Regions from separate parts of the Mus musculus genome. Here all the other regions are linked to region 3. The links are chromatin loops, found by intact Hi-C in ENCODE. Cell type or tissue: heart. All regions are shown on one strand.

What was found. A loop is a pair of places that touch in the nucleus more often than their neighbours do. Peaks named below come from ENCODE experiments on the same cell type or tissue, not always from the same donor. Only the 100,000 strongest peaks of a DNase experiment are listed, where the experiment ranks them.
Region 1: a loop joins it to region 3, with 2.4 times the contacts of the local background. A loop is called at or near these places in 4 of 42 quality-filtered maps.
Region 2: a loop joins it to region 3, with 4 times the contacts of the local background. A loop is called at or near these places in 11 of 42 quality-filtered maps.
Region 4: it touches region 3 in a loop (14-fold over the local background); 14 of 42 quality-filtered maps call a loop at or near these places.
Region 5: a loop joins it to region 3, with 6 times the contacts of the local background. A loop is called at or near these places in 11 of 42 quality-filtered maps.
Region 6: it touches region 3 in a loop (4-fold over the local background); 11 of 42 quality-filtered maps call a loop at or near these places.
Region 7: a loop joins it to region 3, with 2.2 times the contacts of the local background. A loop is called at or near these places in 2 of 42 quality-filtered maps.

What each region holds. Positions count from the first base shown.
Region 1 is chr2:126,427,394-126,431,393 of GRCm38, reverse strand. Atp8b4 (ATPase, class I, type 8B, member 4) reads left to right here. Exons shown (of 28, transcript NM_001080944.3): 8 at 3,967-4,000. Among named protein-coding and RNA genes, the nearest start is that of Atp8b4, 62 kb to the left of the region's middle. In heart, a CTCF peak has its summit at 1,927 (motif pointing right); no DNase peak of the experiment used is centred here.
Region 2 is chr2:126,243,555-126,247,554 of GRCm38, reverse strand. No RefSeq gene overlaps it. Among named protein-coding and RNA genes, the nearest start is that of Dtwd1, 93 kb to the right of the region's middle. In heart, a CTCF peak has its summit at 1,910 (motif pointing right); no DNase peak of the experiment used is centred here.
Region 3 is chr2:126,004,239-126,008,238 of GRCm38, reverse strand. Fam227b (family with sequence similarity 227, member B) reads left to right here. Exons shown (of 17, transcript NM_029455.3): 12 at 905-1,002. Among named protein-coding and RNA genes, the nearest start is that of Fgf7, 28 kb to the left of the region's middle. In heart, a CTCF peak has its summit at 1,976 (motif pointing left); no DNase peak of the experiment used is centred here; H3K27ac peaks cover 328 bases.
Region 4 is chr2:126,361,666-126,365,665 of GRCm38, reverse strand. Atp8b4 (ATPase, class I, type 8B, member 4) reads left to right here. Exons shown (of 28, transcript NM_001080944.3): 21 at 3,763-3,910. Among named protein-coding and RNA genes, the nearest start is that of Atp8b4, 130 kb to the left of the region's middle. In heart, a CTCF peak has its summit at 2,456 (motif pointing right); DNase peaks (open chromatin) are centred at 1,985 and 2,355; H3K27ac peaks cover 502 bases.
Region 5 is chr2:126,515,450-126,519,449 of GRCm38, reverse strand. No RefSeq gene overlaps it. Among named protein-coding and RNA genes, the nearest start is that of Atp8b4, 26 kb to the right of the region's middle. In heart, no CTCF peak of the experiment used is centred here; no DNase peak of the experiment used is centred here.
Region 6 is chr2:126,230,305-126,234,304 of GRCm38, reverse strand. No RefSeq gene overlaps it. Among named protein-coding and RNA genes, the nearest start is that of Dtwd1, 80 kb to the right of the region's middle. In heart, no CTCF peak of the experiment used is centred here; no DNase peak of the experiment used is centred here.
Region 7 is chr2:125,891,579-125,895,578 of GRCm38, reverse strand. Galk2 (galactokinase 2) reads right to left here. Exons shown (of 10, transcript NM_001291002.1): 4 at 2,136-2,226. Among named protein-coding and RNA genes, the nearest start is that of Galk2, 27 kb to the right of the region's middle. In heart, a CTCF peak has its summit at 2,280 (motif pointing left); no DNase peak of the experiment used is centred here.

The sequences.
Region 1 (4,000 bases), 420 kb before region 3:
TTTCTCATTCTTTTATAAACAAGTTTTTTTTTCCTGTGTGTGTGTGTGTGTATGCATGTGTGTGTGCACACATATGAATGCAGGTGTGCTTGGCTATGCTGGTGGATGCGCTGGAGACACGGAGGAGACACCAAGTGTCCTCTTCTATTCTTCTCTTTCTTCCCTTGAGACACGGTCTTTCACTGGACCCGAGCCTGCCGTCGTTCAGCGAGGCTGCTGGTGTGCACGTCTCAGTGGTCTGCAGCATTGGGACTACAGGGTACTTGGTCCGACCTGGATTCATGGCTGCTAGAGATCTGAACTCAGGTCCTCATGGTTGCAATGCCAGAATTCCTAGGCACTGTTCTTAGACTCTTGTTTTATTTTCAATCATTTTTTTAATTGAAAAATTTGATCACAAAAGCCAAGCAAAACAAAATGATATAACCAGTGCTTAGTGAATGATTTTTCAACATACCCTTGCTTGGTCTGAAATTTTAAAGTTTGAGTTAGTATGTTATCTGTAATCACACCCCCTTTCACTTATGACTTCATTGTGAGCTTTGACCCATGATACACTAGTTTTTAGAATTGGTATGTTGTTCTGAGAGTAAGGATAATGTGCATGACAGCCAAGACGAAGAGCTCTGCAGTCTAGAAAGTCCTGGGAGCTCCCAAAGCGATGCTCACAATCGCCCCACAAATGCATCTTTCCCTCTGTTATGGCTCTGGTATCCCAGCACTCACACACCTGGATGTTCTGAACAGCAGCAGACAAAACAGACATACCGAGCAAAGCATGTCTGAGAAACATTTCTGTTTCTCACAGATGTCATCCTAGAACCCAGGGGCCACCACAGCAGAGTACTAGTCTTGATCAGGGCGGTGGCATTTTTCTAGTCCCACAACTTAATCCTGGAGCATTTTCAAGGATGATGCCAACACTCTAGTCTCAGGCTCTTCAAGTGGGTTGTTGACACTCACCATGACCTCTGATGGCCTCTGCTGGATATAGGGGAGTCCCTTTCCCTTTTCCCTCACAGATTTGCATAGGCAATGAATTGATTAAGTTATGAGAGTGTTTTTTATAAGTTCTTAAGAAATTTCATGGCTGTGGATTGATACTATTCCTCAGTGTTTTCTTTTCTTCTTTAACTTAACGAACATTTACACCCAATGAACCCTGGAGACAATGTATTTGGCTCTGAGGCCTCAAAGATATCCAGTAGATTATTCTCAAGTTTCTTCGGATGGGAATACTGCCTTTAAGCTTCCACTGGGTATCTGCTCGGGTTTTTCTCTTGCCCAGGAAGGCTGGGGGAAAGGTGTTTGTGTTGGAGCATGCTGCATGCTGCTTCCTATGTGGAGTCATAGCTGAATCCTTCCACCAATAACTGATAAAAGAAAAGACTAGGGGATAATGGAAGGTGGCGTTGGCCTGGTCCAGCTAGGCATCTGGACAATCACACTTTCTCTCCCTGTTGTATGTCTCTGCTATGGCCTCTCGGTAGTTTGCTCACACTACTAGCCCACCACCTCTGACAAAAGCTTGACCAAGGACTAGCAAGGCTATTGCTATAATTCTTTGCCCGTTCCCTTTCAGGATTATTGCAGAGTGCCTTAGAAAGTCTAACTCTAACTGTGTGCTAGATGCCTTTCACAACTTACTCTGCTGGATGGACACCATCAATCTTGTTCTCCCACACACACTCTTTAATGATAACTAAAAAAAGCCTCCAAGGAAGATGTTAGCAGTAGGGAAGAGAAGAGGGTGTGAGTGAGGAGAGGAATGGTCAGCGATATCAAAGGTGACATGAGAGGGTTTAGGAAGAGGTAGGAGGGTAGGTTTCCAGGGAGACAGAGTAGGGAAAGTTAGACAGGAGGGTTAAGGTACTCCCGTGTTCCAGTCTAAGTTGGGTGAGTGCTGGTTAAGAGACCTTAGCCACTAGGTGGCAGTGGAACCTTAGTCGCTTGTCTGAGGTTGAGGTGGCTCTGCCCCTGGTTTACTGCAGAGGAAGCATTAAACACAGCCAGATTCAATATTGAACAGTGACATTGCATTACCATCTACACAGAGCTCTGAGGAAAAGCTACACCAGATACCAACAGGCATCTTTATCCATGCACCATAAAGAGTTCTAATTATGCATTATTACAATAAGGAATTTTAGCTTGTGTTTAAAGTTATCTTTCTATCCTTAAGATGATAGCCGTAGCTCCAAAGGGCATTCACCTTTACCGCTAGCATGCCGTCTGCCAGGACATGGTGAAACTGGAACATATGACCGGAGATCAAGGCGAATCTACCCCCCAGCACAGATTCTTTTTTTTTTTTTGGGTCAGGATTAGGTGAGCGTTAGTGTAAGAGTGGGCCCCAGATGGACATATTCTCTGAGGGGGTTTGCATGGAACACACCGAGGGGCTCACAAAGCAGTTTCTGCCTTGACTGGCTTCTGTGGTGATTCCTTCAGAGCTGAGAGAGTCACCAGGATGCAGGGGCGTTTGTTCCTCTGGGAGCTATCATGGAGCCTTCATTTAAACAACTCTCATTGTCCCCCCCGCCCCCCGTTTTTGATAATTTAAACAACCCAGACAATTAACTGAGTGGGTTGATTTTGAACTTAAAATCTAAGACTTGAAGATAAAGCCATTATAATGTCTTTCTAAATAAAAGATTTTAGAGACTTGGACTGTCAACCTTTCAGATACACGTAGAGGTTTGTTAGGCTAAAGTTTCATAAGTTGCTGAAACTTAGGTCAGTTCTTTTTAGATGAATCCTCCAGAATTACATTTATTTTTAAATAAGAATTTTAATTTGAGAAAAAAACAAAACCAGCCAGAATTCTAAAAGTGAACTGTGATGTATTTTCTTCCTCCCCCTTTTGACATCTTTAGATGTTTTATTCAGTAAAATGTAGCAGAATTTTGGATCTTATTTTAGTATTTTTTGGAGTCTAACTGGGACATATTACCTTCAAAACTTGGTTTTATAGCACTGGTCACCACTGCTCTTTTTTTGTTTTGTTTTGTTTTCCCAATATAACATTTCTATTGATTCCCTGGAAATTTCACATCACGCACACTGATCAAACTCATTTCTCAGTCCTTCCACCCTTATGATCTCCCTTCAGGGAGGTAAAATAAAAAAAGTAAAAATAAAAATGAATAGAACCCCCTTAAGCCCAATTTGCGTTATCTGTGAACTCACTGGAGCATGGTCAAACTGTGACACCTGCCTCTCAAATAGGACTGAGCCCTTCCCGGCCGCACTCACGCCAGCCGTCAGCTGTGGAGAGTTATGCTTCAATGTCACCATCCACTTGCAAGAGTTCATTTTGGTGGCTTCCTGTCTAGGAGATGGCTCAGTCATTAAAGCCTAGGCTCACAACCAAAACTGGGTTGAAGTCTTTTCTAAAGCGTCATTTTCCAGAGCACCCTCTGCGCTCTTTGAGTGGGCCCCACTTTCTCTTGTCTCTCTCGTGTTTTACTCTTTCCCATTGCTGTGTGGGCCCCGCTTTCTCTCGTGTTTTACTCTTCCATCGCTTCCTCATCTCTTCGCCTTGCGTCCATGTTGCTCTTGTTTACTTTCATTTCTTCTTTTCTTTGGTTTTCCTTCTGTTTTATCCGCGCGTTCTCACCCTCTTGACTCCTTTCCTGCTTTAAGCGGCTCAGACACCAGCACACAAGGAGGGTTAATTCGCTCATTTATTGGAAAATGATCTCTGTTTTTCATAAGAAATTATTAAATCCAGAAAAATAGAATTCATATATGACTTTCGAAACTGGCAACCCAGATCACTAGTAGTTTGCACGTTGCCAGGAGACCTGCTCATACCCTGATGGTCCCAAAGCATGGGCACACAGAGTGGGAGGTGGTGCCTCCCTCCTCAGTGTTGCCAGGGCTATGAAGGAGGGGTGATGCATGGAGGAGAGGTTTCAACAACCCTGATTCTTACCTGTCCCTCTGTATTGGTTTCTCAACCAGGCTGACCTGCTGCTCCTGTCGAGCAGTGAGCCAC
Region 2 (4,000 bases), 240 kb before region 3:
TTTTCTGGGAAATGAAATCAATGCTCTAAATTTTTGACTAAGCTGAGATGGGGAGAAAAATCAGCAAAGCAAAAAAAATTGCACAATATCATCTGGAAATCCCTCTGCATTCACTCTTCTCATGCTCAGAGAGAGACCTTTATGTGGGGAAGACAGGCTCACCTTGGCATCCTGTGCACAGGCTTGACAAGAGTCCTTGCAGTCTTTCAGATACAAAAGGATGCTCTCATCATTTCTGTTCTGCAAGTGAGTCTTTAGGAGATGAGGCCAACAGTCACTTAAGGATAGCCCTACCACTACGATACCGATCTCTTTCTTGACATGCTGTTCCACCTACATCATGGCTCAGATATTCCCCTGAGTGCTCTAGCTTCACTCTGATGCTGAAATGAAACATTGTGACTAAAGGGAACATGGCGAGGAAAGGGTTGGTTTGACTCACACTTCTGGGTCACAGTCCATCGTTGAGTGAAATCAAGGCAGGAACCTGGAAGTAGAAGCCATGGAAGGATGCTGTTTATTGGTTCATTTTCTTACACAGCCCAGGACCACCAGCCAAGGGATAATGCTGCCTAAAGTGGGATGGGCCTTGATTCATCAGCTAATAATCAAAACAGTTCATCACAAGCCTAAATTTGATCTTAGTTGAGGCTTTACTCTCAAATGACACTAAGCTGTGTCAAGTTGAAAGCTAACTAGGACAATTGGTAAGGTGTCTACGACTGGAAAACAAGACAATTCATTACTAGAAGAGGCATGAAAGCTTATGAAATAGGACTATTGAAAGAATCCTGAGCTGACTGTGAAAGTACCAGCAATTCTTCCTCATGGCCACACTTATGTCCAACATTTAGTCTGTGAACACACTGAGAGAGATCAAATGTTTCTGGGCTGTAAGCCACAATCCCACTTTATTTGTCAGGACACATGCCATCAAGATGAACATGTGCCATCAGGATGGACAAGGATGCTGACTTTCCGTAGCAGTCCGAGGCTGGATCCTCCCTGAGGTTTTTGTTTTGTTGGTTTTTGTTTGTTTGTTTGTTGGTTGGTTGGTAAGCTGTAGACTTCCCATTCATTGCCTACTGTTCAGTGTTGAAGTTTGGTGGCTATTTCTTCTGCCTTTGCCCCTCTTCTTGAACATGTCTAGAAACAAGAACTTATGGGTTCCAACAATCTGTTTCTTTCATGTTCATTAGTAGGATACCTACTTGGAGTTTGGAGTCTTTAGGCATTCAAATATTGGCTTGATGTGTGTGTGTGTGTGTGTGTGTGTGTGTGTGTGTGTGATGTCAGTAAGATGACAGACTTGTAATGGTTAGTTACTTCTTGGTCTCCTTGGAATGCTGACTTAATGATACATGAGTGAAGGTGCTTTTATGGGAATTCTAGAATCCGAAGATTTGTAGTACCCCGAGCAAACATGGGTATGAGAACAGCTACACTGAAATGGTTTAAGTGGTTTATGCACCACCTAAACCAGCACAGATCAGCATTGGAAAGCAATGTCTTAGCAAAATCAGGTCAACGTTTTGACTTTCTCAGAGGACTTCTGGGAGACTGATTTAGTTGTGCATCACTCAAGTGCTGAAGAACAGACACATGTATGTACGGGGGTTCATAGAATAAAAACATAGTAGGGGTGATACATGGTTCAGCATGGTGGTGACATGTATAACCCAACGCTTCTCCATCAGGAGGGAGGGAAAGGGTCAGAGTGTAGGCCTGTCATTCCGACTTTTTGGAGGCTCACACAAAGGGCTTGTATCTCTCTCACCTGACATTAGGCAGTGATAGTAAACTGACTTAAATCAGAAGCATGGTTATCACTGAGAACAAGGGAGAGCAAGACAGTTTGTTAATCCATGATGAAAATCCTTGCAAAACCTCGGGAGACACAAGGGGGAGCAAGAGATTGTGAATTCCTGAAAAAGAAACTGATCAACTTGAAAAATCAGCTTGACAACTGAGACTTTTGCATGCTCCTAAATACAAGCTTTGGGAAAATAACCTCTTAGCCAGTCTCATGGATAAGAGTCATATCCTGCAGGAAACCAGTAGGCAAAGTCTTGAGTAACTATTTTATCAGATATACAGAATCTAAGAAAAGATAGTTTTTACAAACAGAAACAGACATGGTAACTTGGCCCAAAGAGAAACACATTAAATTCCCAGAAGCCAACCCCAAAGAAACAGATGTATATAATTATTTGACAAAGGGTTCACAAGGAATACATATATATATATATATATACATTCTTTTTTTTTTTTTTTTGATGGCTTGGAATTTTATTTTATTTTATTTTTTCACCGCAACACCCCAGGACTTTATTTTATTATTTTTTTCTTTCCATTTTTTATTAGGGATTTAGCTCATTTACATTTCCAATGCTATACCAAAAGTCCCCCATACCCACCCACCCCCACTCCCCTACCCGCCCACTCCCCCTTTTTGGCCCTGGCGTTCCCCTGTTCTGGGGCATATAAAGTTTGTGTGTCCAATGGGCCTCTCTTTCCAGTGATGGCCGACTAGGCCATCTTTTGATACATATGCAGCTAGAGTCAAGAGCTCTGGGGTACTGGTTAGTTCATAATGTTGATCCACCTATAGGGTTGCAGATCCCTTTAGCTCCTTGGGTACTTTCTCTAGCTCCTCCATTGGGAGACCTGTAATCCATCCATTAGCTGACTGTGGGCATCCACTTCTGTGTTTGCTAGGCCCCGGCATAGTCTCACAAGAGACAGCTACATCTGGGTCCTTTCGATAAAATCTTGCTAGTGTATGCAATGGTGTCAGCGTTTGGATGCTGATTATGGGGTGGATCCCTGGATAAGGCAGTCTCTACATGGTCCATCCTTTCATCTTAGCTCCAAACTTTGTCTCTGTAACTCCTTCCAAGGGTGTTTTGTTCCCACTTCTAAGGAGGGGCATAGTGTCCACACTTCAGTCTTCATTTTTCTTCAGTTTCATGTGTTTAGGAAATTGTATCTTATATCTTGGGTATCCTAGGTTTTGGGCTAATATCCACTTATCAGTGAGTACATATTGTGTGAGTTCCTTTGTGAATGTGTTACCTCACTCAGGATGATGCCCTCCAGGTCCATCCATTTGGCTAGGAATTTCATAAATTCGTTCTTTTTAATAGCTGAGTAGTACTCCATTGTGTAGATGTACCACATTTTCTGTATCCATTCCTCTGTTGAGGGGCATCTGGGTTCTTTCCAGCTTCTGGCTATTATAAATAAGGCTGCTATGAACATAGTGGAGCATGTGTCCTTCTTACCAGTTGGGGCATCTTCTGGATATATGCCCAGGAGAGGTATTGCTGGATCCTCCGGTAGTACTATGTCCAATTTTCTGAGGAACCGCCAGACGGATTTCCAGAGTGGTTGTACAAGCCTGCAATCCCACCAACAATGGAGGAGTGTTCCTCTTTCTCCACATCCTCGCCAGCATCTGCTGTCACCTGAATTTTTGATCTTAGACATTCTCACTGGTGTGAGGTGGAATCTCAGGGTTGTTTTGATTTGCATTTCCCTGATGATTAAGGATGTTGAACATTTTTTCAGGTGCTTCTCTGCCATTCGGTATTCCTCAGGTGAGAATTCTTTGTTCAGTTCTGAGCCCCATTTTTTAATGGGGTTGTTTGATTTTCTGAAGTCCACCTTCTTGAGTTCTTTATATATGTTGGATATTAGTCCCCTATCTGATTTAGGATAGGTAAAGATCCTTTCCCAATCTGTTGGTGGTCTCTTTGTCTTATTGACGGTGTCTTTTGCCTTGCAGAAACTTTGGAGTTTCATTAGGTCCCATTTGTCAATTCTCGATCTTACAGCACAAGCCATTGCTGTTCTGTTCAGGAATTTTTTCCCTGTGCCCATATCTTCAAGGCTTTTCCCCACTTTCTCCTCTATAAGTTTCAGTGTCTCTGGTTTTATGTGAAGTTCTTTGATCCATTTAGATTTGACCTTAGTACAAGGAGATAAGTATGGATCGATT
Region 3 (4,000 bases):
TTTTTGTAACTTTTCTTTGACTATTTTTATTCTTCAATTTCTTTACTCATTTCTTCATTTATCTCTGACCTTTACACTGAGTTCCAAATCTGCCCAGTTTGGGTTCTTTGCATGGTTCTTACTTTCTATGAACAGCAGTTCTCACACCGCAGTCAGATGCTCTGCATAGCAAGCATCCAATGGAGGGCCGTGGGTATGGAGCCAGGCTCACTTAGTCCTCAATGCTCACTCCTTCAGAAACTGCCATCACACAGACATGTGTTAAAGAAACACTCAAAATTGTGACCTCAGCATGCCTGAGGCTAAGACCAGAGAAGCCTAGCCTGGGTTGCATAAGTTGTGTTAAAATAAACAAAACAAAACAAAACAAAAAAGCAAGTTTAAAAACTTGGTCTGATTTCTTTCCTTAGTTGCCCATTCTAACTCCAAGCTACTTTGGATCTGTTCCAAATGACAAATGCCAGTTCTTGGCTACCAGATGTTTTAACCTCTGATAGTATTAAATGCTTACCTACTTCTGGAATTTCAGGCCAATATCTAGTAGCCCATTTTGTAATGCATCAAGAATCAATTAAAAAAGAGACTTCTTGCAACCCTTGTTACATACTTACTGAATGATTTCACAAGAATGACCTTAATATAAATTAATGAATTTAACATACTCTAAACACCAGCTTAATAAACTCAGGGGTAGAATATTTATTTCTTCTGCTGCAGCCACTTTAGCAGCACTCTCCCTACCTCTTCCTGTGCTGCTCTCTCTCTCTCTCTCTCTCTCTCTCTCTCTCTCTCTCTCTCTCTCTCTCTCTCTCACTGAGGGTAAGCACTGCTGGGACAAAAGTGCAGAGAAATGTGGCCTTTGTGAAGAAAGAAACAATTAGAGTCTCTTATTATTTTGTTTTAGTTAGAGACTTGAAAATCGAGGATATTCTAAAGAACCCAAGAGCGTACGCAATGCCTAAACTCATGAAAGAGTCCGTAGCATCAAAAGCAGCAACCAAGGTGAGCCCAGGTGTCATTGTAAGACCTTCCTATGTTCAGTTGCCAGTGTCGCTAAAATCCACTGGGTTCACACAGTAATCCTGATGAGCATATCCCCAGCATGTATCTTAGAAATAATTTAATGATCAGAGATTTGTTAATCATAAATTTAAATGTTCTATTTTCTTCTGACAATACTACCATCTCTAGTGACAGTTTAAAAATAACAAAAACCACAGCCCTTATCTTTTCTTCATGACAGTTCTCTGCTGTGGCTCCTCCTTGGGTTGACATCCAAAGACACCCTCTAGGGTGTCCCATGAGGCTGTTATGGTTCCCAAGGCAACCAAAGGGATGCGGGCCACTGTTGTTCTGTCTTCAGCTTTAGGTCTTGAGTACTACACTTAGCGCCTCTGTGGTTTGTTGGTTTTGTTTAGTTTTAAGGGAATAAGAGAGAGTTTATTGTGGAGCCATTTTGAGTGACTGTGGCTAAGAACACAGATTTGATTTAGATTACCCCAAATCCCATGTTCCATTGTGGAGTTAGTTTCATGAAGTTTTATAGTTTTATAAAAACAAAGAAAGTCATGAACCAAGGTAATTTTAAATAGCATGGGTGGATACATCAGAGAGTGTGTACAATAAAATGGGAAAGATTTACCAGAGGCCCCAAAATGCTATCCCATGACACTCTTAGCTTTGGGGTTGATGGATGCTAGTGGCTGCTAAGTTAATAGATTCCTAAAGGATTTTATCTGTTCACCGCATGTTAGTTCTGACACGGAGATAGTCAAGTGTGACTGTTCTGAGGGCTAAAGCTAGCCTGAGATAATGCAGTTAAGCCCACACCCACTCCCCACACTGTGCCCTCATCCTCCCCTCTGCACCCTACCTGCAACATTCTAATGTCCCCCAGTACTGAAGTTGTAATCAGGCAGCGTAGTCCCTGCAGACACAGTGTCTTCACAGGAGTTTTGTTCACAGCTCCACCTGCTGGGCAAGTATCATGTTCTGTGCATGTCATCTTCTGTGCATGCAGGGGCCCTGTATTATTTATTAAATATTATAAAGTCCCTCGTGGACTGGAAGGCTTGTTCCTAGGGTCCTCAACCTTTAGATGACACTGAGTACACAGGACAGCATTTTCAGAAAAGAGGACTAGCTGTCAGAGACCATCAAGAAAGACATTTCTAGCCCAAGTCTCCGTGAGTCAGCACTGTGTTGCTTTTAGGCACGAGTAGATACATTCATTGGCTTAAAAGTCTAAATCTGATCTCTTCATTTAAATACTAGTCAGATTTTAAATCTGTTACACTCTTTCTTGACAAATCTTATTGGGTCTGACGATTATTCAGGAGTGGAAATTATGTCCATATCAAATCAATTTTCTTCATTTACATATTCATGTATTTCCTGGGTTTTAGCAATCTAATTTAGTAAAATCTCTTCCTACCTTAAGTATTTAGTAAGTTTTTGGGTCCCAAACCAAAATCGAGTTTATCTGGTCAGATGTATTGTCACACCATTTTCTTTTATGGCCAGACTGCCAGACTGAAAAACTGAAGAGATGTAGTAGAAACTACACACCTACGTCTCAGCAAGCACTGGGGACAGAGGGATTTCTAAGAGGCTAACCAACCATTCCCAGAGTTCTCTAGAGAACTACCTTAGAAGTACAAGCAGTTTTCTGTGCCATTGACTCTGTCCTAGGGCTTATCCTTGACTGCCACTTGAAAAGGATGAGCCACAAGTTAAACAGTAAATGGCAAGGTTTTATTATAGTTTCCAAAGCCAAAACCTGGAGCCTACCATGGTGCTTCTCCTACTGTGGAGGAGGGCTCCTATCTCAGCCAGTGCTTGGGTCTGGGATGTCCCCAAGGGCTCCAGTGCTGCAGGCTTGTCCCTGACTGGGGTGGTGTTGGAGCATGAAAAATTGTGGTTGGTGGAAGGTGGTAGGATCCAGCTAGAAGCAGTACGTCACTTTGAAGGGTGTTTACCTATCTGTCTGTCTGTCTGTCTCTCTGTCTATCTCCTTTTCTCCCTCTCTCTCTCACCCCCTTCCTTCCTGTTTTTCAGACTGAATAAAATCTACCAACTGACACTCAGCTTTGACATTTAACAAAAGGCTACAAAGGAAAGCATAGTGTTAGGCACGAATACATGGGGCTTGCTTGGAAAGACAAATGCTGCCCATTTCTCTCCCATGTGGAATCTAGATTTAAACAGAAATATGTGTTTATGCCTATATAGGGCATGAAAGTGAATAGGGCTAAGGAGGAATTATAAAAGGAGGAGATGGGGAGAACAAAGAAGGTGAATAAAGAGGGAAGAAAGAAAAATCCCACTTTCATTTGGAATCTAGGGTGTGTGTGTGTGTGTGTGTGTGTGTGTGTATGTGTGTGTGTGTCTGTGTTTCTGTGTGTGTGTGTGTGTTTCTCTATGTGTCTGTGTGCCTCTGTGTTTCTCTGTGTGTGTTAGTGTGTTTCTGTGTGTGTCTGTGTGTCTCTGTGTTTCTGTGTCTGTGTGTCTCTGTGTTTCTCTGTGTGTCTCTGTGTTTCTGTGTGTGTGCGTTTCTCTGTCTGTCTGTCTGTCTGTCCCTCTCTCTCTCTCTCTCTCTCTCTCTCTCTCTCTCTCTCTCTGTGTGTGTGTGTGAGAGAGAGAGATAGGACAACAGAAGAGGGAGGGAACATTGAGTTGGAAGTTGGGGAGGGTCAGGATACTGTGATAGTCAGGGATGAATATAAGCAAGATACAATAATATATTTGTTGTAATGAGACTGATTAACAATAGCTAATACATTAATAATAGATGAGGGATGATAGATGGATGGATGAACAGACAGACAGATGGATGATAGACAAAATTAGAAAACAGCACTCTGAAAGACCATTTGTTGTAAACACTCATAGCCTGAGCTGCCGGATGCTTTTTATTAAGAAGGGACTGGAGAGATGGTTAGGAGCACTCTTGCTTTCAGGGTTCTGCTTTCAGGACCCACACAATGACTCAAACCCTCTA
Region 4 (4,000 bases), 360 kb before region 3:
ATCTAAGCCCACAGCCTTGGGGATTAAAATCATAAATGTGTGCCCTTTCATGTTCTTGTGCTATGTTTTTGAGTTCATGCAAAAAAAATGTGTTGAAAGAGAAGGATCTGAGGGAGGAGCCATTGGATGGACAATATGTACATGCTTGTAGTTAATCCTGTCCAATGTGTTTAGATGTCGTCAACATCGATGAGTAATGTTCATGCCACGCAGCACGCACATAACATAGTTGTTAGCCATTTTTGGACATGTGGAACCCTGATTGAGTTGGTTCCCATTGATGCTTTAGTGTTGGCAGCATGCCCACAGGTTTAAGTTAAGCCCTATGTTGGCCACAGGCCCACAGGTCTACAGTCATCCCTGTGTTAGTCTCATGCCCACAGGTCTACAATTAAGTCCTGCCAGTTTCTGAGGTTATTTCATGGATTCTGTCATTTTAACAGAGCATGTATCTTCTGCTGCAAGGAAAATAGACAATGAGGTTTTGATCAGTCAGACAAGATAACGCATCCAGTGTTTCATTTCTGAGCCACCATGTTTTGTTCTCAGAAAAATTCATTAAATGACCCAGCTGCCTCCAAGTACCCACGCAGAGACACTAGGACTCTATAGCCCCTCTCTAAGCAGTAAAATCTTTAATCACTGGTACCTCTTGTAAATGGCTCTTGGGGCAGGTACTGAAAATTAGCTGTGTGATGTAGGCTGTTTATAAGATATTGGCCAGTTAGGAGTCCTTTCGTGGAGCAGAACATAACACTGACTGTGATATCATAGAGTCATTAATGACAGTAGCGACCAAATAGGTTTGAATGCTCAAGTTCTGTTATCCCGAGTAAACTGTTTTAGTAGGTCAGGTTTCTTCTCATAAATTGTAACACTCTAAAGCATTACATTTTGACTTCTGATGTGCATTTTGGTGCACACAGTTCCCTGTTTTCAGGGGGTTGATCGCTCTCTGAGCCGGTCCCCGATTTCTGATCGACGATAAAGGATCGACGTCTTTAACAGTCTGTGGGGCAATGAACTGGAAGCTTGAACTAAAAAGTTCACTCACTTCCTTTCTTCCTCACTCTCTGAAGGGCGGTGCTGTCTCCTTCATTACTCTCTGGTGGCATATCTTACTCCAACCTAGAGATAGCCTGTGGCTGGCTGTATATGTAAAGCCATTTGTTTTGATAACCAAGAACTAGGAATTTGGAGTCCTGGATCTGCCCCGGACTAATCAAGTGGCCTAAAGTCAGATAGCTAATCTGTCAGAGGCAGACCCAAGTTTCCAAGGAACAAGCAAGCTCAAAGCTCTGGCCTTTTACCAAAGTCCAAATTATTTTCCTTTAAACATAATGTCATAATTTAAATCTATTTCCTAACAGATCTCTTTTACTTCCTGCATCTAGAGTGCCAGGAAAGGACTGAGGAAAATGGCTCATCCCTCGCACCCCCTCTCTCCTTTGCAGGCTGAATGCATGGCTGAGCACAGCGCTCCCTCCCTCCGCTGTAGTGTGTTCAGATGGTATGGGCTGTGAGTGCTCTAGTCAACTCAACCCTGCCTATGGTTCTGCATTACAGCATTGTACTAAACTGCCCTCATTACAAAGCCTAGAAGGCAGAGCCCTTCTTTTCACATCTGTTTGTATTCTGAGGTCCAGTAGAATGTCGGATGCCCACACACTGTCCATCTTCACCGAAAGGTACTATGTGTAGCTTTCTTCCTTCCTGATGAATTGCATTTGCAAGAACCAGCTTGTGTTTGGAGAGCTGAGTTCCAGGAAGTAAGAGAAAGGACAGCTATGAACACCCACCCAGGTCTTACAGTGCACTCATTCCAGTCTGGCAGGGAGTGAAGGCCTTGGAGGGTGGGGGGAGCATTAGCAATTTTAGCAGAGCATAAAAATTGTTCTTTTTCTGCCTGGAAAGGGACTTGTGTCACATGTTAGGGAGACATTGTTGGGGAAAGCTCCTAAATAAGTAGAATTTCAGCCAGTGTGTTCATGAACTTCACCCTCCCTTGGAATGTTTTCGTTTTGCAAGGGGGAAATAGAGGTTGAGTCATTTACACAGCAAATGGGAGCCTCACCAAACAGGAAACCCTGGGAGATGTTTTTTTTTTGCTTCAGTGCCTTCTCAAAGCCCAGTTTATGAGATCTGCAGTGCCGTCAGAGACACACATTCATGTCTGGTATCATTTCTCCCATTCATCAGATGGCGCTGCCAGTTTTCATGACCATGATGAGCGTTCATTGGGTTGCTTATCTACCGAGGACATTGGAGCCTTCTGCTTGCAACAGTAATCCTCTGTGCCTGCTCTGTCTCCTTCCCCACAGTGCATTTCAAACAGCCTTCTAACCTTACACATCCTTTTGTTTGTTTCTGCAAACTGCCTGCTAACTGTCTGATATCATCCTTGGAACCAAGGCTGAGTGACAAGTCTAAGTGCAGGCACGATTTTGGTCCCGGACAGCAGAGGGCAGTGTTGAGCCAGGAAACAAGGTGACCTGCCTTTGCTTCTGGGTCTGCTTTTGTAGTTCATACATAAACTCTTGGTGATGCATTTTTATATGCATCACTGTATGTTAAATAACTCAAAAGCTGAAGGCATAATGCTTGTTTTAATATGACCATTCTCTCCCATCAGAGGATCTTCAGCATAAACTCATTGTAATAAATGCTTTCCACACTGGGCAGGACATCAAGAAGACAGTTCATTTTGCCATAAGTCGAAACATCTGCTAACCTATTCTTCACTTTCTGTTTTCTTCTGGAATTCATCTATACATGTAGTGGTATATTCACATGCAGGGGCTGGCTTGGGCATCCTTCTGCAGGGGACATCTGCCGGTATTCCTATGATGGAAGCTACTGTGGTCATGCCAACAGACCTGTTATTTATAACCTGGTCACCCACAGGTCTTCTGGGTGGGAATTTACCTTCCTATTAAAGACATTATCACATTTTTTAGGAGAACAGTAGAATGCCAGTTCTAATGGGCTTATGTCATCATATAAGCTACTGATTAGGTCTTTAGCATTGCGAGGAATTTCTATTTGTAAAAACCCCATGTTTGGAGTTTGGAGTTTCTCACAAGGTCATTGTTATCATTTAAACTTATGAGGATTTTATTTTTACTTAAAATATTTTTCTTTTATTTTATAATAATAAATGGCATCATGAATCTCTTTCAAAGTTAAACAAAATGTGTTTATAAGTGGACTATTGTTTTCAGCCAGGTTATATAATGATGAGCGCATGCGCGCGCGCGCGCGCGCGCACACACACACACACACACACACACACACACACACACACACACACGTATGTACGTACGTCAGGAAGAAAGGGAGAGGGAAAAATGGAGAAAAGGAAAGAGAGAGGGAAGGAGGGGAGTGCTCTGTAATGAGAAGGTTTCATTCATCGCCTTTAGTTTTTGTTTAGCATATTGAAAAACACCGTTTTTCCAGAGAGTGGTTCTTTATACACCAAAGCTATCAAGATTCCTTGGTTAAAGCCAGTTTTTAGGTAGTGTAAAATGTTTGAGGTAGTTCTGTTTTCTCTGTGTTTAGCTGCCTAGTTCCTTGTGCTCCCCCAGCCCCTGCAGGATTGACATGCACTGCTGTCTGGCCTTCCCTCTGCTTGGTGGCCTAATACCTGGGCCTTACGCTGAAGAGTGGTAGCATGAGTTCATTTCCAGGCCGGCCTCTTGGTTCAGTTATAGACAAGCTCTGTGTGCTTTGTTATGCCTTTTTTTAATTCTCTTATTCTTTAAGGAAAGCAAAGGAAAATTTGCTTGGACAAAGCACGAGTTTTTCCAATGGACATGCAGTTTATGACAACAAGCAGCGGTTGGGGTTGGACGCGGGTGCAGGAGAGGCTGTGACAGGAGAATATGCCTTAGTCATAAATGGCCACAGTTTGGTGAGTTTGCCCGAGGCTGTTCTTCTCTTTTTCTTTACTCCAGCAATCATCTCTTTTGTGCTGCCTTAATGAGAGTCTCCTTTGTGTTTT
Region 5 (4,000 bases), 510 kb before region 3:
GATGGTAACGGGAAATTCAGGAAGACTCTGGTGTTTTCCATGCTCGGATGAATAGTAAATAGAATGCAAAAAAATGAAACCACAACACACATAAGACAACCCTCCTAAGAGATAACACTGTTAGACTAGACTCATTAAACTTTCCATGAAACAAAAAACCTTAGCGTAACTGAAAGCCGTGTGGAGAGGAATTATCATCTACTCAATGAGATTAAAATCACGACAGCACTCACATTCTTTTCTTGGTTTTCTTAGTCCACTCCTAGGAGTGAAGATACAGGAAGATAGCAGGACATAGAGATGTATGGGCCCATGCCAGTAATTCTCTTTCTCTTATGACCATTAAACATATGTATATATCACTAGCTCTGGAATGTATATTTTTGCTTCAGACATGAAGCTCAACGGTATGGATCCTGTTAACTATCTAATAAGTCTTAGATGCCTTATAGAAATGTCAAAAGTCGTAGCATAAAACCCATCATTCTTTCTATCCCATGGCCACCATTCTTTCAGTCTTCCTAGCAAATTAAATAACAGAACGCATGCTAGGCATGGTGGGGCACACTTAACCCCAGCACTCAGAAAGCAGAGGCAGGCAGATCTCAGGCCAGCCTTATCTGCAGAGTGAGTTTCATTCCAGCCAGAGTGAGTCTCTCTCTCTCTCTCTCTCTCATATGTATTGTATATATGATATATATGAAAAATGTATCTTTAGCACATATACAATTTATTCTATACATGGAAATGCAGACTCATATTAGGTCATATCTTTAGACCTTGTCCTTGCCTGAGCTCCCAGCTGTCTGATTCGGTATGAAATGCCCTTCCAAAGACTCATATAGTATCAATGCAACAGTGTTTAGAGATGCAGTATTGTTACGTGGTTAGAGCTTGAGGCTCCAACTTTATCAGTGAACTCCCCACTGTTGAATTCTTGGTAGGGCACGCTCTAGAAGGGTATAGTGTGTATCTGACTCATCCTCTTTAGCCTCCTTCTCCTCTCCATCCCCCTCCCTTCATCCGTCCCTTCCTTCCTTCCTTTCACAGTTAGATAGTATACAATTTATAAAATATAATATAAATTTATTGAAAGCAGATTCTTCTCTCATACAATATACCCCAACTCAGTTTTCCTTCTCTCCACTCCTCCACCTCACCACACCTACCCTCCTCCCCAGTCCACCCTCCCTCCATCTCCCATCAGAACCGAGCAGGCCTCTGATTACCATCTAGGACAAAACAAAGCACAATAAGGCAAGGCAAGAGGCCTCACACTGAAGCTGGACAAGGCAACTGAACAGGAGGAAGGTCTCAAGAGCAGGTAGAAGAGTTAGAGGCACACAGGAGTCCCACAAACACCAAGGTAATAGCTACAACATATGCACAGAAGACCTGGTACAGACCATTGTAGGCCTGTGTTTGCTGCTTCAGTCTCTGTGAGCATGTATGAACCCTGCTTAGTTGATTCAATGGGCCATCTTCTCCTGGTGTCCTCTGTGCCCTCTAACTCTTAGAACACTTCCTTTCCATCTTCCACTGGAGTCTCTGAACTCCTGGGGGAGCGAGACCTCCAATTTAGACTCTGACTGCATAATTCCTGGCTGTGCATCTCTGCATCTGCTCCCATCTGCTGCAGCCAGAGGGAGCCTCTCGGTGACAGCTGGACAGGCACTGATCCATGAGTATAACAGAATATCATTAGGAGTCATTTCATTGATTATTATTTTTTGGACCAGTCATGCTTGCTTCTACACTAGGTCTCCGGGCTATGCAGTCTCCAGTTTCTAGCTGTGCCAAGCAGTGGCTTGGCTTCTCTCTTGTGGAGTGGGCCTGAAGTTAAATCAGACATTAGATAGTCACTCCCACAAGCTCTGCACCACCATCACCACATCATGTCGTGCAGTCAGGACAGACTGTTGTTTAAAGGTTTTGTGGCTGCTGTCCACGTTTCTCTTTCAGTAGGCTGCATAGTACCCTTCTTCATCAAAGATAGAACGTAGGGGTGAAGGCTCGACGCAGGTTCTACCTCTCCATGTTTCCTGAGCTGTTTGGATGTTGCCCTCAGCAATGGTGTCTGATTGTCAGGTTTGGGAGAGCAACCTTCTGTCCTAGCATCAGCCAAGGTTGTTTGGAGATCACCACGGGACCCCCTTGGTCAACAACAACTCAACTGAATGGAACTCAGTTCTACCTTTGGAAGCCTTGTCTGGCTATAAGAAGTGGCCATTTGAACCTCTGTGTCCCACATTACTAGGAGACCTCACTAGGACCCCCACACTAGGACCCCCACACTAGGACCTCTACAGATTCTGCTGTTCTAGGTTTCCACCCTCCCAACCCCCCTCAATTCCAGCTTTCTCTCTGCATTTTCTCCTTCCATCCTGTCTCTCTCTCTACCTGGTTCCCTCATCTCTGTCCCTGCTTGCCCCTAGCCCTCCCATAAAATCTATTCTATTTCCCCTTTGCTGAGAGATCAATGCATCTCCCCCAGAACCTTCTTTACCTAACCTCCCTGGGTCTACAGATTGTAGCTTGGTTATCATTTACTTAATGACTAATATCCCAATATCCGCTTATAATTGGATACATACTGTATTTATCTTTCTGGGATACATAACATACTTATCTTTCTAGGTATGGGTTAGCTTACTCAGGATGATTTTTTGCTAGTTCCCTCCATTTGCCTGCAGATTTCATGATATCATTTTTAAAAAACAGCTGAGTACTACTTCTTTGTGTAAATAAACATTTTCTTCATCCATTCATCTGTTGAGGGACATCCATCCTACCAAAGGACACTTGCTCAACTGTGTTCATTACAGTTTTATTCATAGTAGCCAGAAACTAGAAACAACCCATGTCTTTCAACAGAAGACTAGATAAGAAAAAATGTGATACTTTTACACAATGAAGTATTACTTAGCTGTTAAAAAAATGCAATCATGAAATTTTCAGGCAAATGGGTGGAACTAGAAAAACTAGAAAACTTCCTTAACAGAACACCAATAGCACAGGCACTAAGATCAACAATTAATAAATGAGACCTCATGAAACTGAAACGCTTCTGTATGGGAAAGGCCACTGACAATAGGACAAAATAACAGCCTACAGAATGGAAAGAGGCCTTCACTAACTCCACGTCTGATAGAGGGCTAATAGTCAAAATATTTTAAAAACTCAAAAAACTAGACATTAACAAACCAAACATCCAATTCTCTGGTTTTCTTTAAGGGATTTATTCATTTTCTTCACTTGTTTGTGTTTTCCTGGGTTTCTTTAAGGGGTTTCTTTATTTCCTCTTTAAGGACCCCTATCATCTTCATATAATTGGTTTTAAGGTTTTTTCCTTGTCCTTCAGCTATGTTGTAATATTCAGGGCTTTCTGTGGTAGGATAGCTGGGCTGTAGTGGAGATATATTGTCCTGGATGTTATTGATTGTGTTCTTATGGTGGCATCTGGGTTTGGGATGATTATAGGTCTAGGTGCTGCTGATTTCTGGATTGTTCTTTGTTGGATGGGCGTTTTGTTATTTAGTTTCTGTTTCCTTTCTGGATTTTCAGAGAGTATGTTGGCCATGTGTTGCCTGATTCAATGACCTGTTTGGCGAATGTGTTCACAGGGAATGCCTGCTGGTGTTGGAGTCTGGGATGCAGCAACAAATGGGAGGGAGGCCAGGCAGGGATGGTCAGGGGAATCCACAGGAGACCTGGGCAGGAGGAAAGGGAGGCCTCAGCTGATGATCTGTTCATCACTAGGGAGGAGCTTGAGAGACTGGTTCTGGGGGAACTGAGAGAGCTGAGAAGGTCTGTAGGCAGACTACCTGATCTGGCATGTGTGGCCTATGGTTGAGCAGTAGGTGAGGCCTGCGACATAACAATTAAGTAGTGGGGGAGAGAGGCCAGGAGAAGGTGGTCTGTAGGATCCACAGGGAATATGGGAGGGGAGGTTGTAGCTGGGGTTCTGTGACACTGCTAGGGAGGAGTCTGAGGAATGAAC
Region 6 (4,000 bases), 230 kb before region 3:
TATGGATATCTAGTATTTTTAAACCGCATTTTCTCTTTGCTGCAGAGACTACTCTTGCTTTTGCTTAAAAGTCAGCACCTGGACTCACTTCAGTTAATTTTCTATTCTTGATTGTTTGGAACCTGCCAGAAAATATTTATTGCAAAAGCATTTTAGAGGGAGATATTGCAACATCTGTTCTGTTTCTCTAAGACTTTATTTGGTTCTAGTCACAGATGAGATTAGAAGACCTGGATACAAATCTATTAACAAATTATTGCCTTCATATCTTAAACTTTTGTGTTTTCCAAGAAGTACTAAGTGACATATGTCAGGACTGGCCCGAGGGCATTTTTCATGCAGGTTACATGTGGGCATCTTGCCCTTAAAAATGTTATATAATATGTATGTATGTATGTATGTATGTATGTATGTATGTATGCCTGTATTATGTGTGTATAATACATATAATTGGGCCAGGGACCTTGCGGATGAATAACCTACATTTTCCAGATGTTGACACTGGGCATAGAGCAATTGGGACTGGTATCAGTGTTTACAAGATAAGGTCAGTAGACTCCAGGAAGAGCTGGTACATTTTTGTCTATGCTTTCTCTAGGGTACTTATATAACTCCAGACTCTCTGTGGTCGATATTACTGGCAGTAATTCAAGTGTTAGTCTTTCTCCAAATGAAACTTGTTGCTGTTGATGGTGGGAAGAAAAAGTGACTTAAAAAATGGAAGTGTTTTATCTACCCTGATTCTTAATTGTTGAGCATCATCAGCCAGAGTAAGTAAACGGCAAAGTCTCTTTCTGACATCAGTGATAAAAAAGGGATTCCTAGGCCTCTACAAGTGCTAGGCTCTGTTTGGTCAGGATGCTACCAAAACCTACAATCCCTCCAAGGGTAGTGTTCCTCTAAAGTCTCCAGAATGAGTGAGAACATGTTGTAGAGACATGACAATTAGTATCTGTGTGCTTTTAAAAGACAGACCTGCACCTACATTTTTTTCTCTCTGGAAACCATAAAGAAACCCATATCCATGAAGGTGGGGGAAGAAGCTTGAAGAGTGGGTGCTAAGGAGGATATTAAAAACACATAGGATATGAAAGCGAAAGGAATTCTGGGGCTGTAGGAAGGGGAGAAGAACGAGGGGGTCCATTAAAGTTAAGCACTATAAAGATGCCAATAAGGAGATATGTTAGTCTGTATGATAATTAAAAAGTGAAATTACAGTTGTGCATGCTGACAAACTCCTTTAATCCCAGGATTCAGAAGGCAGAAGCAGGTGGATCTCTGAATTCGAGATTAACCTGGTTTACACAGTGAGTTCTAGGCCAGCCAGGTCTACATTATAAGAGCCTGCCTTTAAGAGACTCCTCCTTCACATGTTTGATTGTATTTTCTGGTATCTCCTCTATTTATTTAATTCCTATTTAAAAGCCTCTATCATCTTTATAAAATGCCTCTTAAGGTCATTGTCTTCTTTTCAGATGTGTTAGGAGGTCCAGGGCTTGCTGTAGTAGGAGAGCTGGGTTCTGGCAGTGCCATATTGCCCTGGCTTTTGTTGAAACTGTTCTTGTACTGGCCTTTAGTCCTCTGGCTGTCTCTGGCATTGGCTGGTCTGTTAGTCCCTGGTGGTAGCAAGCCTTTGGGGCTGCAGGTAGAGCTGGTAGCCCCTAATGGCAGCCACTGGTCTCTGGTTGTCTTGGGTCACAGCAGGCCTCCAAGGGAACAGGCAGCCCTGGTAATTTGTTCTGTCTACAAGAAATACAGAGACAATAATGGAGCAGAGACTGAGGGAATGGCCAACCAATAACTGGCCCAACTTGAGACGCATACCACAAGCAAACCAATTTCTGACACTATTAATGATACTCTGTTGTGCTTGCAGTCAGGAACCTACCATAACTGTCCTCTGAGAGGCTCCAACCAGCAGCTGGCTGAAACATATACAGAAGCCCACAGCCAAACATTGGACAGAGGTCAGGGAATCTTATGGAAGAGTTGGGAGAAGGATCAAGAGCCCTGAGGGATAGAAACTCCACAGGAAGACCAATAGAGTCAACTAACCTGGGCAAGGATGGGGGGGATATGTAAGGGAAGAAAAGGGGAAAGGGGACTGGGAGGGAACTGTGTAAGGGGAGTGGGAGGAGGGGGCATCGATCAAGACATAAAGCGAATAAATAAATAAATTAATGATGAGGGGGATGGGGTGGATAGAAGCTCCACTGGAAGTCTTGCCTAGCTATGCTGAGGTGGCCACTTCAGTCTCTATAGGAATCTCAGCTATGGCCACACTATATACTCACTGTATCCTCCTCTGACTCAGGCCTCCAGCTAGTCACCAGGGAAATCCCCACAACCATTTCTATTCTCACTCCCAGCCCTTTCCCAATCCCCTCCCCATATCTGGTCAACATCCCCATTTGCCTCCTCACTGTCTCGCCCACCAAATTCTCCATCCACCCCTGATGACTGTTTAGTTTCCCTCTGAGTAAGACTCATACATCCTCCCTTGGGTCCTCCTTATTACCCAGATGCCTTGGGTCTGTGGATTGTAGTAAGTTTATCCTGCATTTTATGGCTATTGTCCACTTATAAGTGAGTACATACCATACATGACTTTCTGGGTCCTCCCCAGCCCAAAATAATAAATTATTTTTTTAAAAGAATAGAAGCTCAAACATTAAACATAAAAATCCACAGACCTAGCTACTGGGAAGGATCTTCATTTTATCTGAGATTTGGTTTAGTATTATTTCATGGGATGAAGAGAAGGTAGTAAATATTTGGCCTTTAATTTTTGTGAAGACATTTACAATATGTTTAAGGCATCAATAAAACCTATCCTATTTTAGGACTGTTATCTAAATGAATCCCAAAAGCTTCCTCCTAGATGCAGGTAATGGGGGGGGGGAGCCATTTCCTATGCAGAGAATTAAACCTGCTATAGACTTAATACCATTCTGGATACCTAATGCTGATACCTAATGTCTTGGCTTTGGAAGTACATATACTTCACTTTGACAATAAAAACAAGACAAGGATAGTACTTTTAACAGTTTCAATGGCTTATTGAAGTGTTAAATGGTTTATCTTGTTTGTGAAATGGGAGCTTCGTTTTCTGATTAAAAGACAACTACTCAAACCAAGGTACATCTACTTACCTGGTGCCTGTCCAAATTGATTGTGGCCTTAGATTTCTAAATTGTCGTATGTTTCTGTTAAGAAAGTTTTTAGTGTTACCCAGAATTTATCATAACTGTAGAAAACGATCTGTTTTATATAGAGTTAGAGTTGGTTAAAGCATGAAGCAGCACTGGGATACCAAACTTTTTCTGATCACTTGCAAATATTCAGAACTCGATGTGTGTGTGTGTGTGTGTGTGTGTGTGTGTGTGTGTGTGTGTGTGTGTGTGTGAATGTGTGTGTTAGTGTGTGTATGTGTGTGTGTCAATGTGTGTGTTAGTGTGTGTATGTGAGAGAAAGGGAGAGATAGGGAGGGGAGAGAGAGAGAGAGAGAGAGAGAGAGAGAGAGAGAGAGAGACTCTCAGGCTTGCTTTCCTTCTTACATATAAAAAGTGTAAGGGGTAGGGGATGGGGAGACAAGCCAGTTTCTCTTGGAGAAGTTTGTGTGGTTTATTTTAAGCCACAGGCACTAAGTCAGCCTCCCTAAAGAACCAGGTCTAGCTCTGTGCTCTCTGTCCTGGGGCCATTGCCTTGTCCAGCCTCTGGATCTTGCAATTGCTGAGCACTGGATGTGTAGGGGTCTGACCACTCTCCTTGAGCCAGGCTTCCATGAAACATTTGCCCAACCCATCCTCACTCAGAAACAGCCACACTGTGAATCAGTTCAAGTTTGGGGATGAGTCCAGAGTCTTTGGATTCTGGAAAAGGAAATCATTAAAATAAACCCGAACTGGCTCAAATATTAGACCAATTATAGGTTGATACAAGCTACATGCTTAAATGATTACAGATTTGAATCCCTTTAGCCACTGAGCAGATGCAATTC
Region 7 (4,000 bases), 110 kb after region 3:
AAATTTCAATAAGCAAATTAGACTAACCAAAGGAGCAAAATGCTGCAAATAAAATCTGCTTTTGTCCTTAATGTTTTGTCTATTTTTTTTCTTCCTTGGCAAAAATCATGGGCCACAAAAGAAAAGATTCAGTTGGATGTACCTCCTGATTCCAAGTCATCTAAAAATCTCCTTCCAGAAACACAAACAAATTATACACTGAAGACGTGCCATTGCCAACGCCCCGCTGTACAGAACATTAGGCAGCCCACTCAAAGGCAGCAGTCCTTGGGGAACACTATATATTTAACCATAAACTGATCCACAGACTGTCTTGGATGTGAATCATAGTTACAAACTTAGCACGCAATGTTTAAATTCAACAGTAACAGCAGACTGAAAAACACAACTGAGTTGTGCCAAACATTGCAGTAGCTTTATCCCAAAAGGATAACATGTTCAATTTCACATAAACAGACTATCCCTTGGAACTTTCTAGTATTTTAATTAGAAGGTTTCTGGACTGCTAACATTGAAATTACTTTTCTGCCAAAAGGTCATTGAAGAAACCTGTGTTTTTGCACATAAGTTGTCAAACCAAAGAAGATTTTAAGCCTCTATCCAAAATAATACAAAAATATACTATATATACATATATACATATCATATACATATACAGAGAGAGAAAGAGAGGTGTCACTTTACCATATGATACTAAACAGGCATGTTGTTACAAGAAAGGTCAGATTGCATTTGCTGACCAATGCTTCCAAATACCCTAATTCCCACTAATGTGGATGACAATCCAAATGATTTGAAGATTTAAAACAGGCCAATAACTTTTCCCAGAAGTTATTACCATGTGTCTTGAAAAAAGAGCCACATTCTCAAGAAATTAATGCTGCACTCCTAGACCAGACCTCCATGACAACACCCCCAGGACTACACATCCCAAGTTACACCCCAGGACTACACATCCCAAGTTACCCTGACTGGCTTCTATAAGACTATGTCACTGAGTCCTAAGCAGCTTGTGACAATTTCAGATAGTACCCTCCAGGCCACTTGGATCATAAGCTCTCAAAAAAAAAAAAAAAACCAGAAAAGTATGTTTATTAGTTTCCTTTTGAATCACGAAGACAAAAAAAATATTTCTTAATATTCTTAATCTATGATATATCACAAGACTCACTACAACTAAAATAATTATTGAGTGAATGTTAATTTAAAAAATAAAAGTTAAGGGTCTAGAGAGATGGCTCAGTGGTTAAGAGTATCTGTTGCTCTTAGAGGAGGAGGACCTGGGTTCAATTCCCACAGAGTGGCTAACAACAGTCTGTCACTCCAGTCCCAGGGGACCTGATGCCCTCTTTCGGCCTCTACGGGTGCCAGACACCCAAGTGATGCAGGCAAAGCACCCACAGGCATATAAAGAAAATAAGTAGATTGGTTTTTAATTATTAGAAATTAAAATTAAGAACACAAAAAGAAACACAGGAGTGGTTCTGAAAACAGCAAGTATTGGTTTTATCTCTGTGCTTCCTACTCTCCTAACTGTGAGAGAAAGTGGAAATATCGCACTCTCCTAGTCTTATACACAGCACTGAAGCTATGACATTAAGATTAAGTCAATGTTTCTGAGAAACTACTCACAGTAAGACCTTCACTACAACCCTTTTATTCTCACCTGGACAAGCAGTAACAATGCTGGCTACCATCCCCAAATGCCTAAAGGCCCCAGCAAAGTGATGCCCTGCAAGCACTCCTCATTGAATAGCAGTGACATTGTTTCACAGATAAAGCCAAGATTGAACTCAAATTAACAAAGCTGGATTATGCCCATATTCAAACCCATGGCTGCTCAACTCTAAGTCCATTTCAGTATACTCCTGTACATCCCAAGAACAGAATGTAAATACTAGGACAATCTCTCTTCAAGGTGTATTTAATGATGCATAGTCAGTGGAAAGAAAGACCATGACCACTCCTGTGAGCACAACCCAGAGGCAATCATATCCCCTCCCCCCGCCCCTGGCCTTGAAACAGAAGTCAGCAAAATACAAGAAAAGCATCAGTACTAAAAGAAGACCAAAAACATGGGAGTCAATCTGGAATAACATGACTATAATCTCAACAGCTAGTAAGCATCGATTTACCTGAATTCCCTTAAAGCCACACAAGAAGTAGTTGTGCCATAGAGGTTTGGTCTTGTCGATACAGATGTTATTAGCTGTAGTACTGAAGTCTCTGAAAAAAACAAGACACATTAATTTAAGTCTGTACGCCTTGAGAGGAAAAAAAAAAACCAAATCAATGGCTGACTGCTGCCCTCTTGTGACAGGACACCGATACCAAGTCTCCTTTCTTTCTTTCCCCCCCCCCCCTTCTTTTATTTTTTTAATTAGACATTTTCTTTATTTACGTGAGTCTCCTTTTCTATTTACTTAAACGTGTATCTCAGTCTCCAACAGTGGACACCTCCAGATGCTAAAAACCAAGAGAGAAAGTTGTAGTAGCCTTATTGACCAATCTACCTCTAACTGGCCCTTTTTATTTCCAGAAACATCTAGGAAACAACATACTTCAGCATAATCTACACTCATTTTTCCCTTTCAGGTTAGTGCTTCTTAGCTAGTATAAATACATGAGTGCTTTATCCTCTGCGCCTGCTACCAGACAGATGCCCTGGTGAAATGGAAGGTCTCCAAGTTCTCTTTCTCCACATTCTCTGATAGCCATCTAATGTATGATTTAAGAAAAATAAATAACAAACAAAATTTATTTTAAAGAGTCATGACCTATTGTGAGTCTACACTGATATAAAGTTACAAGTGAATAAGCAGCTAAAGGAAGAAAAAGGGAAATTATTTTTCATAATAAAAGGCCAAGCTCAGTGAGATGCTAACAACCTGATCCCTAGAACCCACATGAGGAAAGACAGGAACTGACTCCACAAAACTGTCCTCTGAGTTCCACAATTGTGCTATAGAATGCATGCCATGCATCCACATCTCACACACACACAGAGGGAGGGATAATTAATAAAGTACATCAATTAACCAATATTGAAGAAATAATGGAAATTTAAAAGTATTGCATGCTAGTGGTTTCATCAACAGACCTCTAAAGTAAGACCTTGATGAAAACAAGATATTTACATAGTGTCTACTCATTACCTCAGTATCACCAGCAGCCACTTACTAATTGGAAGAAGAAAATAGGAACTTTGTTAGAAAGTTTCTGGTTCAGCAGGTTGGTCTGCTTCTCTGAATTCCTCAGAAAAGCCTAACTCTCCTCTGTTCCTATCTCTATTCTACACATGCCTTCCCTAACACTTTGGGCTCCTCCCCCCTCCTTCATTTTCTATTGTCTGGAATAGAAAGCATCCATGCTGGCTCTTCTTTAAAGGTTTGGTGGAGTTCAAGGGTAAAAAGTTGTAGACCTGCACTGTTTGTAATATATCTAATCCTTGAGACTTTCATACAATGCATTTTGATCACATTCGCCTCCTCGCACATCTCCATAACTCCTCCCAGGTCCACCCTCACCTCCCCAGTCCCACCTAATTTTGTGTCCTTTTTTAATAACCCATCAAGTCCAGCTTGTGCGCCCCATATATTCCATGCTGTGGGGCCATTCATAGAGCACAGTCAACCTACCAAGGGCCATATCCTTAAAGAAAATTGACTCTCTTCTCCCCAGAAACCATCAGATGTCCATAGCTCCTCAGTTAGGGGGAGGGGCTCACGCCCGCTGATCCATACTAGAATGTTAACTAGCTTTGCCCTATGCAGGCAAGTACAGCTACTTCGTGCTCCTGAGCACAGCAGTCCTGTCACATCCAGAAGACGATCCCATTTCACTCCAGTCCTCTTCAGCATCTGGCTCTTCCAATCTCCCTGCTCTCTCTTCTGCCATGGTCCTTGGGTAGGGAAGTGTGATGCAAAAGTCCCATTTGTACTATCCACTGGCACTATTCTCTGCCCGTGGATCAGCTGTGAGTTTCTGCATTATCCACAGA